Regions from separate parts of the Homo sapiens genome. Here region 2 is linked to region 1. A link is a contact called in ENCODE Hi-C or POLR2A ChIA-PET data. All regions are on one chromosome and are shown on one strand. The core of a region is the stretch at or near the end of the contact, and the rest is flanking DNA. Distances in the headings are between cores, read along the strand shown. Region 1 holds the start of LITAF (lipopolysaccharide induced TNF factor). Region 2 has its middle 14 kb from the start of ZC3H7A.

What was found. Hi-C counts contacts between places; a loop is a spot of excess contacts on that map. ChIA-PET counts read pairs that join two places held with the same protein, here RNA polymerase II (POLR2A). Pooled maps may share reads with other maps.
Region 2: a loop to region 1 is called in a map with no recorded cell type, with 3 times the contacts of the local background. The contact joins the enhancer-like site here to the promoter of LITAF in region 1. A Hi-C loop is called at or near these places in 5 of 37 single-sample maps with no recorded cell type and 4 of 50 pooled maps. POLR2A ChIA-PET finds 5 or more read pairs at or near these places in 6 of 52 experiments (AG04450, B cell, GM12878 and 2 more).

Annotation. Positions count from the first base shown.
Region 1 is chr16:11,583,118-11,588,717 of GRCh38, reverse strand. LITAF (lipopolysaccharide induced TNF factor) reads left to right here and starts at 1,799. Exons shown (of 4, transcript NM_001136472.2): 1 at 1,799-1,832. RefSeq lists silencers at 1,446-1,925, 1,956-2,035 and an enhancer at 2,936-3,045.
Region 2 is chr16:11,808,747-11,814,414 of GRCh38, reverse strand. No RefSeq gene overlaps it. Among named protein-coding and RNA genes, the nearest start is that of ZC3H7A, 14 kb to the right of the region's middle. Within about 2 kb of position 4,359, at least 8 of the 41 ENCODE cell types and tissues checked have a DNase peak (open chromatin) inside an H3K27ac peak, as active enhancers do; they include B cell and GM12878, where a contact is called at or near this core.

The DNA of each region.
Region 1 (5,600 bases), core at 550-3,049:
GTCTTAATGTCAGTATAATAATTGGTACCTTTGCAAGCCTTGGTTGCATCCTGAGAATGGAGGAATGGCAGAGGTTGGGTGTAATCCAATTTCCTGTTCTTCTCTTCTCCCTCCCTCCCTCCCTTCCTTCTTTCCTTCTCTTTCTTTTCCCTTTCTTTCTTTCTCTTTCTTTCTTCTTTTTCTTTCTTTTTTTTTTCTTTCTCTTTTCCCTCTTTCCCTCTTTCTTTCTTTGTTGCTTGCTTGCTACAGTGCAGTGGCTCGATTATAGCTCACTACAGCCTCAACCTCCGGAGGTCAAGGAATCCTCCCACCTCAGCCTCCTGAGTAGCTGGCACATGCCACCACTCCACCGCTTTATTATTATTCTTTTAATTAAAAAAATTTTTATAGAGATGGAGTCTCACTATGTTGTCCAGCCTGGCCTTGAACTCCTGGGCTCAAGAGATCCTCTGGCCATGGCCTCCCAAAGTCCTGAGACTATAGGCAAGAGCCACTGCACCCGCCCCCTTCATATTTTAAAAGCAGTAAAATGTTGCCCACACTAATAACATCTACATGGGAACCTCCTATGCTTGGGAGAACTTTGAAATCCCTTCCAACTTGGTAACTCGTCCACGGCTGAGGGTGGCCCGTCAGTGGACATGGCGCAAGGTGGCAAGAACTTGGGGCTGGGGACACTTTGCTGAGGGACCCGGGACAAGCCACACTCCCTATCTGGGCCTCACTATCTTTAGGACCTCGGGTAAAGGCATGGGATTTGGGCACCGGAGGGTTCTAAGATCCAGGTCTTTGCCAGCATGGGGCTCGGAAGCTCCCTGTCCAAATGGCGTTTGTTTGTGGATGGCCACATCATGGTTCTGCCCATCTCCTGACTCTGTGTACTCTGAAAGCCAGGCATGCTTCTTAATTCCCTCTAATGATTTCCCAGAGAGCCTGCTGGATCCAGGCTGCTGCTGTTATCACTGCAGCCGGCCGATGGGGCTCCAAGCAGACGGGCAGATGGCACCCATTTAGGGGCGGATGTGAAATGGGGCTACTGATTTCCAGAGCTTGCTTTCAGTGATGGCTGAGAAAGGCCTACCTGGCGGCACGGACCACCCTGGGGGCACAAAGCGGACAGGCAGCTGATAAGCCTTACCTAATACCTATCCTGTGCTAAAAACTTTACCATCTTCCCAGTTCACTCCCAGTCGGTCTTAGGAGACAGGACCGCTATTGTGCCCATTTTGCAGACAGGAAGCCGAGCTCAGAGAGGATGGGTAACATGCCCGAAGGCACAGAGAGTGTCTTGGTCTGTCCGGACGCGTCTGTAGAGTTACAGGAAGAGAAGGGCCGCCCTCCAGAGGGCCGGGAGCGCCCCAGCGCGGGTCCGGGGTCGAGGTTGGTGGTCCCGCCGCCTGGAAGTGGTGGAGCGGCGCGGGGAGGGGGGAAAGTGGGGAGAGCCGCGAGCGGCAAATCAGGAGGGAGGGCCAGGCTGTCGGGGGCGGACGGGTGGGGCTGGCACCGAGAGGCAGGGGCAGGATAGGAGAGTGGGGGAGACACCAGGTCCGCGCCAGGCGTCTCGGGGGTAAGCCTGGGAAGCTCTGGGGTGGCGAGCGAGCCGGGTGTGGGATGGAGCCTGGGGGCGATCAGAGTGAGGCGGGGAACCGGCGGTGGTCTCGCCTGGGGCCCAGGTGCGGGCCGCGGGGGCGGGAGAAGCCGGAAGCCCAAGCCGGCCGCGCTCCGCCCCGGCGGGTCCAGCCCCCGCCCCCGTCCCCGCCGCCCGGCCCTTTTCTCGGGGCGCCCGAGAGGCCAGCTCAGACCTCCCGGCTCGACAGGCGGCGCGGGCGGCGGTGAGTGCGGCGCGGGGACGCCGGGGCGCGGGGACCAGCGGGAGACAGCGGGGGGCCGGTGGCGCCAGCACCTGCTGGGGGCCCCGGGCACTGAGCCCTTGGCTGGGGCCTCCTGGGATGCCAGGGGGCGCGGGTCGGGTCGCGGGCATCGAGGCGCGGCGGAGGGCGTGGGGGCCCGGCCGGGGCGGGGTCCGGCCTCCCAGCGCTGGTCCCGGCCGCGTCTCCGGTTGGGTTCAGCTCCTGCGTCCCAGAGTGGCCCGATCGCGCGTGGCGGGGTCGTCCGGCCCCCACCCGAACGAGCGCCCTTCGCGGCCCGCCGCGTCCCCCTCCCCGGAGAGGACGGCCCCTGGGCTTTTTAGAAAAAGGCGCGATTCTCTCTAGTGACTCAGGTTGAGATTTCCAGAAATATCCCCCGGGGGTTCAGAAACAAAACCAAAACAAACAAAAAAACCCCAACGAATTCCCAAATGCTATTTGCCAAACATTTGACTTCTAGGGGCGCGGGTACCCGCGTTTCTCTCCCTGCCCCCGCGACTTCGCGCAAGATCCGGGAAGGACACCCGAGGCCCCTGGGAGACCCTGGGGAGGTGAAAATCAGAGAGCGAAGCGGGCCGTGGCCCCTAGGCCTGACCCCTCCCCGCGGGGTAAGGCGGGCACCCCGCGAGCGCAGGGGTCCTCTTACTGCTGATGGCACCCAGCTCTGGGCCCAGACGCCGCTCACCGTCCACCGCCGGTGCTGGGTAGGTGCTGGTGGGACCAGCTGGTGACTGGTGGCAGAAGTGGATCTCGCCCCTCCCTGCCAAGCTAGGCAAATACCCTCCCCGCTCTGGTTTGCAGGTCACTGTGGATAGGTGGTCAGTTGGTGGTGTGCCCGAAGCTCTTCGGGGTCAGGGAGAGGAGGTGATAGGGGAAAGGTGTATGTTCTGGAAGGGCCAGTCATGCTTCAGGGACCAGGCTAGTTGGACCTTCACTGGTTTTCTACTTCCCGACAGTGGAGCTGATGTCACTGGCTGTTGGACTGAGCAGTGGTCACTGGGAAATCTACAGTTTGTGGAAGCCACGGGGTCTTCCAAGCTCCTACCAGTCTTCCCAAAGAGGATGCCTCCCTCCCCTTGGCCTGGTGCACTGGTGCTGGTTCAAAGACTGTCTGAAGCCCAGCTTGGGGTCCTCTTTAGGAAAGCCATGATTTGCCTTAATGTGTGCTTGGCTGCTTCATCTGCCCTCTCACCCCCTGCCTTCTCAGAGTGACTCTTTTTAGGACTTCCTATTTAGGACTAACCCAGATGCCTACAGAGAGAAGTGCAGGCTGGTATCTGGAATTCCACCAGTGTTTTGGTTTTATCAGTTGGAGCAGGATCTAGATGGCGTGTGACTTGCTTTACCTGGCATAGAGTAACACCCATATTGCACTTGGCTTTCTTCTCCACCAGCCCTTGCTCTGGGAACTAAATGTGCACCAAACTCTCTAAGAAACATTTAATTGTAATCTACCATGAGGGAGGCCCATCTCCCTCTTTCCTGTTACTTTAAGGCATGAATAATTGATGCATTTATTCACATTTGAGAAAGTATCTTGTAATGTTTTCACAGATTAAGTGACTGGGTGATTGATCTAAGACGTAGGATCAATTTCTTTCTTTTTTTTTTTTTTTTTTGAGACAGAGTCTCACTGTCGCCTAGGCTGGAGTGCAGTGGTGCGATCTCGGCTCACTGCAACCTCTAACCCTCCCCACCCCACCTCAACCCCCTGCCTGAGTTCAAGCAATTCTAGTGTCTCAACCTCCCAAGTAGCGGGGATTACAGTTGGGTGCCACCATGCTTAGGTAATTTTTGCATTTTTAGTAGAGACAGAGTTTTGCCATGTTGGCCAGGCTGTTTTCGAACTTCTGACCTCTAGTGATCCACCTGCCTTGGCCTCCCAAAATGCTGGGATTACAGGTGTGAACTACCTCACCCGGCCCATTTCTTAAGTCTCTAAAATAGTAGATTGAAGTGTAATTCACTGTCTTTGGGGAATACATTTCCCTTTGTTACTTCCGTTCCTTTTATGGGCGGGCTGTTGAGAAATAAAGCGCTACCCTTGCCGTGTAAAGGATGCAGAAGAATGGCTCCTGGTCCTGAGGGGTTTACGCAATGGGTAGAAAGTAGAAACACACACCGGCGAAAAAGCTGGTGCTTGCTAATGCCCTTGTAACTCCAGAAAGGGCTTGAGAACAGTGGAAAGGAGGCAGCTAAGTTAGAGAAAGTTTCATGGAAAAACTGAGGCCTGAGCACATGTGGCAGAAGGAACATGAGGACATAGTTCAGACAAACAGGAGGGTCTCAGTAGAGCTGTGGAAGAGGTACAGACAAGCCCAGGTGGTTGAAGACAGTAAATGGAAAATCCACTGAGAGGAAGGAGCTGGAAGGCGTTTCCAGCCCAAGTTAATTTTCAAGAAAATAAACAGTGCATATTTTGCTGACATTACCCATCCTCACTGCTCAGAGGTGTATAATAGCACTTTGAGAATGGGCTGGTGCCGTTTTGTGACTTAAACTTCTCCCACTGAATAGGAATTTCCCCAGAGCTACAGTGAGGGTGGAAAAAAGAGGATCTGCAAGAGGAAGTCCTGTATTCTTGGCACTGTGACTTGTCCTCTATTTGTTTTCGCTTTTACAGCAGTGAAAATAGCCCCGTGGGTGAGGCGGTCTATCAGGTAAATAGACTTCCTTAGTTCTGTGTTTCTTTAGCACACATATTTTTGACGTCTCCCGGGTCTGTTTGGCCACCCATGGTCTGTTCTGAATTTGATTGATGTTTACTTGCCTAAGAATTGTTATTTGAGGTCAAGTGGCATTTTCCAGGGTCCTCATAATTTCATCTTGTTGTTTGAGCCTGTATTGATTGACACTCTGGACACAGGTGACAACAGCTTTGTAGCTAATGAAGTTGTCCCTTGGCTGCAGGTTATTTCAGTAGAAGAATTGTGTAATTTCATAGAGCTTAAGGCATGGACACAAGAAAGGAACCATTCTGGAGGGTGTCTATGTGATGGTAATTCTCTGCTCACCTCGCAGTAGGTAGGAGTTTATATACCAGGATCCAAAGCTGGAGGCTTCAGAGAAAATAATGTTGGAGAATTTAAGCTATTTAGCTCATGGAGCCTTAGATTTAATTGACAGTGTGCCTCAGGTAAGTTTAAGAGCTTAATGATGTCTTGCCTTAAACTTGAATCCATGAGGTTATTCCTAGATGATGCACTGATAGTTTGAAATTTTTTATTAAAAAATATTAAAGTGTGGAAGATAAAGAAGAAAGGCATAATCTTATAGAACGAAACAACTACCACTGGCTGTCCTTATCGGGCGGCTTCTGTCTTTTGTCTTTGTGCCTGTTTTCTATGAAATTGTCATCAGCGTTCATACAATTTTGTATCCTAATGCAGTCTCAGTCTTATTAATGATCTCCTTGCACTGTTTGATGAAAAACTGTGATTCACGTGGAAACTAGGGATGTGGTTTCACCAGGAGTCCAGAGGAAAACTGCCCACTCTGATTGTGGGGGAGCAGCCCAACTCCCCGATGGAAGCATTTTCCATTCCACAAATCACTGTGATTTGTCATTACGCCATGCTTGAACCTGGCTTTAAGATTGTGGTAACTTTATCTTTGACTTGTGGGACATACCGCCCTGCAGAAACAGCCTGAACTCAGAAGATGGAATTGGCACACATTTCTCTGAAATATTTCACTCTGAGCTTCTGTACTTTTACTGAGGTCTACTGAAAC
Region 2 (5,668 bases), core at 3,110-5,609, 220 kb before region 1:
GGCTGCAGTGAGTCATGATGGCACCACTCTAGCCTGGGCAACAAGATTTGTTTCAACAAAACTGTAAGTTGTAGAATGCTGAGATTCATTTTGCTTTATTACAAAACTAAGAATTTCTAGTTGGTTGTTGAATTTAATATTATTTAACCACCAAAGAAAGAGATTCTTGTTGGCCTGATACATCTTCCTTGATATGTCAAAGTGTTTTTGTCACAAAGGAGAGCAGGTATAACTGTGAAAACTGCATTACATCTATAGACTGTACCAATGTCACTTTCTTGGTTTTGATATTTAATACGTTAACATTGGGGGAGGCTGAGAGAAGGGTCCGTGGAACTTCCCTATACATTTCTTGGGACCCTCTGATGAATCTATAATCATCTCAAAATGAAAAGTTAAACACATTTTAGTTTCACAAAACTATGTAAATGAAACAGAATACCCAATGTTGATTTTTGTAATTGTGTTACATTTGAAAGGGAACGCAAAATGTGATTGTAATGATAAGAACTAGCCACAAGTTGTCACTAGTGGTCTATCATAGCCCTCTGAAACTCACAACACCCACCCCCCCGCCACGCCCCCCGCCACCCTCAAAACGAGAATTGTTTTGATGAAGAAAGGACGTGACTTTTTTTTTTTTTTTTTTTTTTTTTTTGAGACAGAGTCTCACTCTGTTGCCCAGGCTGGAGTGCAGTGCCACGATCTCGGCTCACTGCAACCTCTGTCTCCCAGGTTCAAGTGATCCTCCAGCCTCAGCCCCCGAGTAGCTGGATTACTGGTACATGCCACAACGCCCGACTGATTTTTTTATTTTCAGTAGAGATGGGATTTCGCCATGTTGGCCAGGCTGGTCTCAAACTCCTGACCTCAGGTGATCCACCCATCTCGGCCTCCCAAAGTGCTGGGATTACAGGCATGAGGCACCACGCCTGGCTGGATGTGGCTATTTTTAAACTGCCATATTTAACCATTGCTGTTTTTCTGTTTGGAAGCACTGTAAAATCCCAATATCGTATTCTTTTTTTTTTTTTTTTGAGATGGAGTCTTGCTCTGTCACCGAGGCTGGAGTGCAGTGGCGCGATGCAACCTCTGCCACCCAGGTTCAAGTGATTCTCCTGCCTCAGCCTCCCGAGTAGCTGGGATTACAGGTGCCTGCCACTACACCCGGCTAATTTTTGTAGTTTTAGTAGGGACGGAGTTTCACCATGTTGGTCAGGCTGGTCTTGAACTCCTGTCCTCAAGCAATCTACCTGCCTCGGCCTCCTAAAGTGCTGAGATTACAAGCATTAGTCACCGCGCCCTGTTTATCTTATTCTTTTATAGGTGAAAATACAGAAACCATAAGAAAGGGAATAGGGTTTTTTTGTTGTCGTTTTTGAGACAAGAGTCTCCCTCTATCGCCCAGGCTGCGGTGCAGTGGCGCGATCTCGGCTCACTGCAAGCTCCGCCTCCCGGGTACACGCCATTCTCCTGCCTCAGCCTCCCGAGTAGCTGGGACTACAGGTGCTCACCACCACGCCCAGCTGATTTTTTTGTATTTTTTTTAATAGAGGCGGGGTTTCACCGTGTTAGCCAGGATGGTCTCAATCTCCTGACCTCGTGATCCACCAGTCTCAGCCTCCCAAACTGCTGGGATTACAGGTGTGAGCCACTGCACCTGGCCGCAGGAATAGGGTTTAAAGGTGGCAAATTAGACATTCTCTAGAGGAACGTCACTTCTCAAAGTGTGGCTCCTGGAGCAGCAGCACTGGCAGGGCCTAACAATTTGTAAGAAGTGCAAAACCTCAGGCCTCACCCTAAACCTACCAAATTAGATTCTTCTTCTTTTATATTTTTGAGGTGGAGTCGCACTCTGTTACCCAGGCCAGAGTGCAGTGCGGTGATTTTGGCTCAATGCAACCTCTGCCTCCTAGGTTCAAGTGATTCTCCTGCCTCAGCCTCCCAAGTAGCTGGGATTACAGGTGTGGGCCACCACGCCCGGCTAACTTCTGTATTTTTAGTAGATACGGGGTTTTATCATGATGGCCAGGCTGGTCTCGAACTCCTGACCTCAGGTGATCCACCTGCCTTGGCGTAATCCCAGTGCAGGGATTACAGGTGTGAGCCACCATGACCAGCCAGATTCTTCACCTTTTTGGTGTGTGTGTGTATGTGTGTGTGTGAGATGGTGTCTTGCTCTTGTCGCCCAGGCTGGAGCACAATGGCACAATCTCGGCTCACTACAACCTCTGCCTCCCAGGTTCAAGCACTTCTCCTGCCTCAGCCTCCCAAGTAGCTGGGATTACAGGCGCCAGCCACCACGCCCGGCTGATTTTTATATTTTTAGTAGAGATGGGGTTTCACCATGTTGGCCAGGCTGGTCTCGAACTCCTGACGTCAGGTGATCTGTCTGCCTCGGCCTCCCAAAGTACTGGGATTACAGGCATGAGCCACTGCACCCAGCCCTGAATTTGATTCTTCTTCTTTTTTTTTTTTTGAGACGGAGTCTCACTCTGTTGCCCAGGCTGGAGTGCAGTGACGTGATCTCCGCTCACTGCAAACTCCGCCTCCCGGGTTCACGCTGTTCTCCTGCCTCAGCCTCCCGACTAGCTGGGACAACAGGCACCCACCACCACACCCGGCTAATTTTTTGTATTTTTTAGTAGAGATGGGGTTTCACCCTGTTAGCTAGGATGGTCTTGATCTCCTGACCTCGTGATCCACCCGCCTTGGCCTCCCAAAGTGCTGGGATTACAGGAGTGAGCCACTGCGCCTGGCCACCACATGGACATCTTTGAGGATCATCTTTCAATACCCCTTAGTCTCTGTGTTGTAGAACAGCAGCTATCAAGGAGCATTGTTCTTTTTTTTTTTTTTTTTTTTTTTTTTTTTTGATCCAGAGTCTGGCTGTGTTGCCCAGGCTGGAGTGCAGTGGCCAATCTCAGCTCACTGCAACCTCTGCCTCCTGGGTTCAAGTGATTCTCCTCCCTCAGCCTCCCGTGTAGCTGAGGTTACAGGTGCATGCCACTACACCTGGGTAATTTTTGTATTTTTGGTAGAGATGGGGTTACACCGTGTTGGCCAGGTTGGTCTCGAACTCCTGGCCTCAAGTGATCTGCCCACCCTGGCCTCCCAAAGTGCTGGGATTACAGGTGTGAGCCACCGTGCCTGGCCTTAACATAACTGTTTACAACAAAACTGTATAACCTGCCCGTCCTGCCTGGATGATTGATTCAGGATGCTTATGTTGATGCAGGAGAATGGGGTCTGGAGGCAGGGAACCTAAAAACTTCCTAGAACTAGGCCGAGTGCAGTGGCTCACACCTGTAATCCCAGCACGTTGGGATGCCGGGGCCGGTGGATCACCTGAGATCAGGAGTTCGAGGCCACCCTGGCCAACATGGTGAAATTCTATCTCTATTAAAAATAGAAAAATTAGCTTGGTGTGGTGGTGAGCACCTGTAATCCCAGCTACTTGGGAGGCTGAGGCAGGAAAATCGCTTGAACCTGGGAGGCAGAGGTTGCAGTGAGCCAAGATCCTACCACTGCACTACAGCCTGGGCAACAAAGTGAGACTCTGTTTTAATAAATAAACAAACAAACATACATACTTCCTAGAACTCAATAAAAGGGAAAAACCCCAATTAACTGTCTTTTTTTTTTTCTAGATGGAGTTCAGTGGCCTGATCTTGGCTCACTGCAACTTCCGCCTCCCGGGTTCAAGCAATTCTCCTGCCTCAGCCTCCCAAGTAGCTGGGATTACAGGCACCCCCCACCATGCTAGGCTAATTTTTGTATTTTTAGTAGAGACGGAGTTTCACTATGTTGGCCAAAGGTCCGCCCACCTCCGCCTCCGAAAGTGTTTGGATTACAGGCATGAGCCCTCCCCGCTCTCCCACCTCCAGGCCAAAACCCCAACTTTCTATGCCCAACTAAATAACTTTGTAACTTCACTTCAGCTATGGCAGGAAACATCCTCTTCATTTCCATGGGGTGTATGCCAAGTAAATAACTTTGTAACTTCACTTACCCTCTTCATTTACATAGGGCATACCAATGGGAAACCTCTGAAGGGTATTTAAACCCCAGAAAATTCTGTAACCAGCATTGTTGAGTCACTTCCTCTAACCTGCTCCCTACTCTGTGGAGTGTACTTTCGTTTCAATAAATCTGTGCTTTTCTTTCATTGCTTTGTGCGTTTCGTCCAATTCTTTTTTCAAAACGTCAAGAACCTGGACACCCTCCACCCGTAACAGTGTGACACAGTTCTGGCCAGAGTCAGGTCCAGGTTTTACGGAAGTATTTGTAAGAGCAAGGCTTTGTGGGAGTTGCTGAGAAAAGACCACCTAAGCCTGGAACTGCTGGCAGTTACGTTGCCGCAAGGGGTGAGTCTGCCTGAGAATGGAAAGCAGAACTGACAGAAGGAGAGAGAGTGCCTGAGTTTCTGATGATACTGACACGAACCTTACCTGGACAATTAAGTTCTATGAGCTCATAAATTTCCTTTCTTCCCCTTAGCCTTGTTTAATTAGGGTTCACTACTTAACAGTCTCTTACAACTAAAAAATTCTTTTTTTTTTTTTTTTTCAGATGGAGTCTCGCTCTGTTGCCCAGGCTGGAGTACAGTGGTACAATCTCAGCTCACCGCCAACCTCTGCTTTCCGGGTTCCACTGATTCTCCTACCTCAGCCTCCCTGGTAGCTGGGATTACAGGCGCCCACCACCAAGCCTGGCTAATTTTTTGTATTTTTAGTAGAGACAGTGTTTCACCATGTCAGCTAGGCTGGTCTTGAACTCCTGACCTCAGATGATCCACCTGCCTTGGCCTCCCAAAGTGCTGGGATTACAGGCGTGAGCCACCGCACCCAGCCAAAAAATTCTTGACATATGCACTCATAACACCTTGAAAGAAAATACCAGTGAAGTGCTTGAAAGGGAACTGGTCCCCAAAGGGTATTTGAATCACTAAGACTTGGGCAAGATTTGACTGCTTAGATTTGATATATGATATTCTAGTTCTAGGCCCGGGCGCAGTGGCTCACGCCTGTAATCCCAGCACTTTGGGAGGCCGAGACAGGCGGATCACGAGGTCAGATCGAGACCATCCTGGCTAACACAGTGAAACCCCATCTCTACTAAAAATACAAAACATTATCCGGGTGTGGTGGCGGGTACCTGTAGTCCCAGCTACTCGGGAGGCTGAGGCAGGAGAATGGCGTGAACCCAGGAGGCGGAGCTTGCAGTGAGCTGAGATCATGCCACTGCATTCCAGCGTGGGTGACAGAGCGAAACTCCGTCTCAAAAAAACAAAAAAAACACCAAAACTAGTTCGAATCTGGTTAGAACAACTTTATTGCTGGATTTTGACATCCTAGCAAAAAAGGTGCCAAACCATTGTCATACGTTTTGTGGATACATTTGCATATTTTATTATTATCTTTTTTTGAGACAGTGTCTTGCTCTGTTGCCCAAGCTGGGATGCAGTGGCACGATCTCAGCTCACTGCAACCTCTGCCTCCCGGGTTCAAGTGATTCTCCTGCCTCAGCCTCCTGAGTAGCTGGGATTACAGGCGCACGCCACCACGCCTGACTAATTTTTGTATTTTTAGTAGAGACGGGGTTTCACCACGTTGGTCAGGCTGGTCTCGAACTCCTGACCTTGTGATCTGCCCGCCTTGGCCTCCCA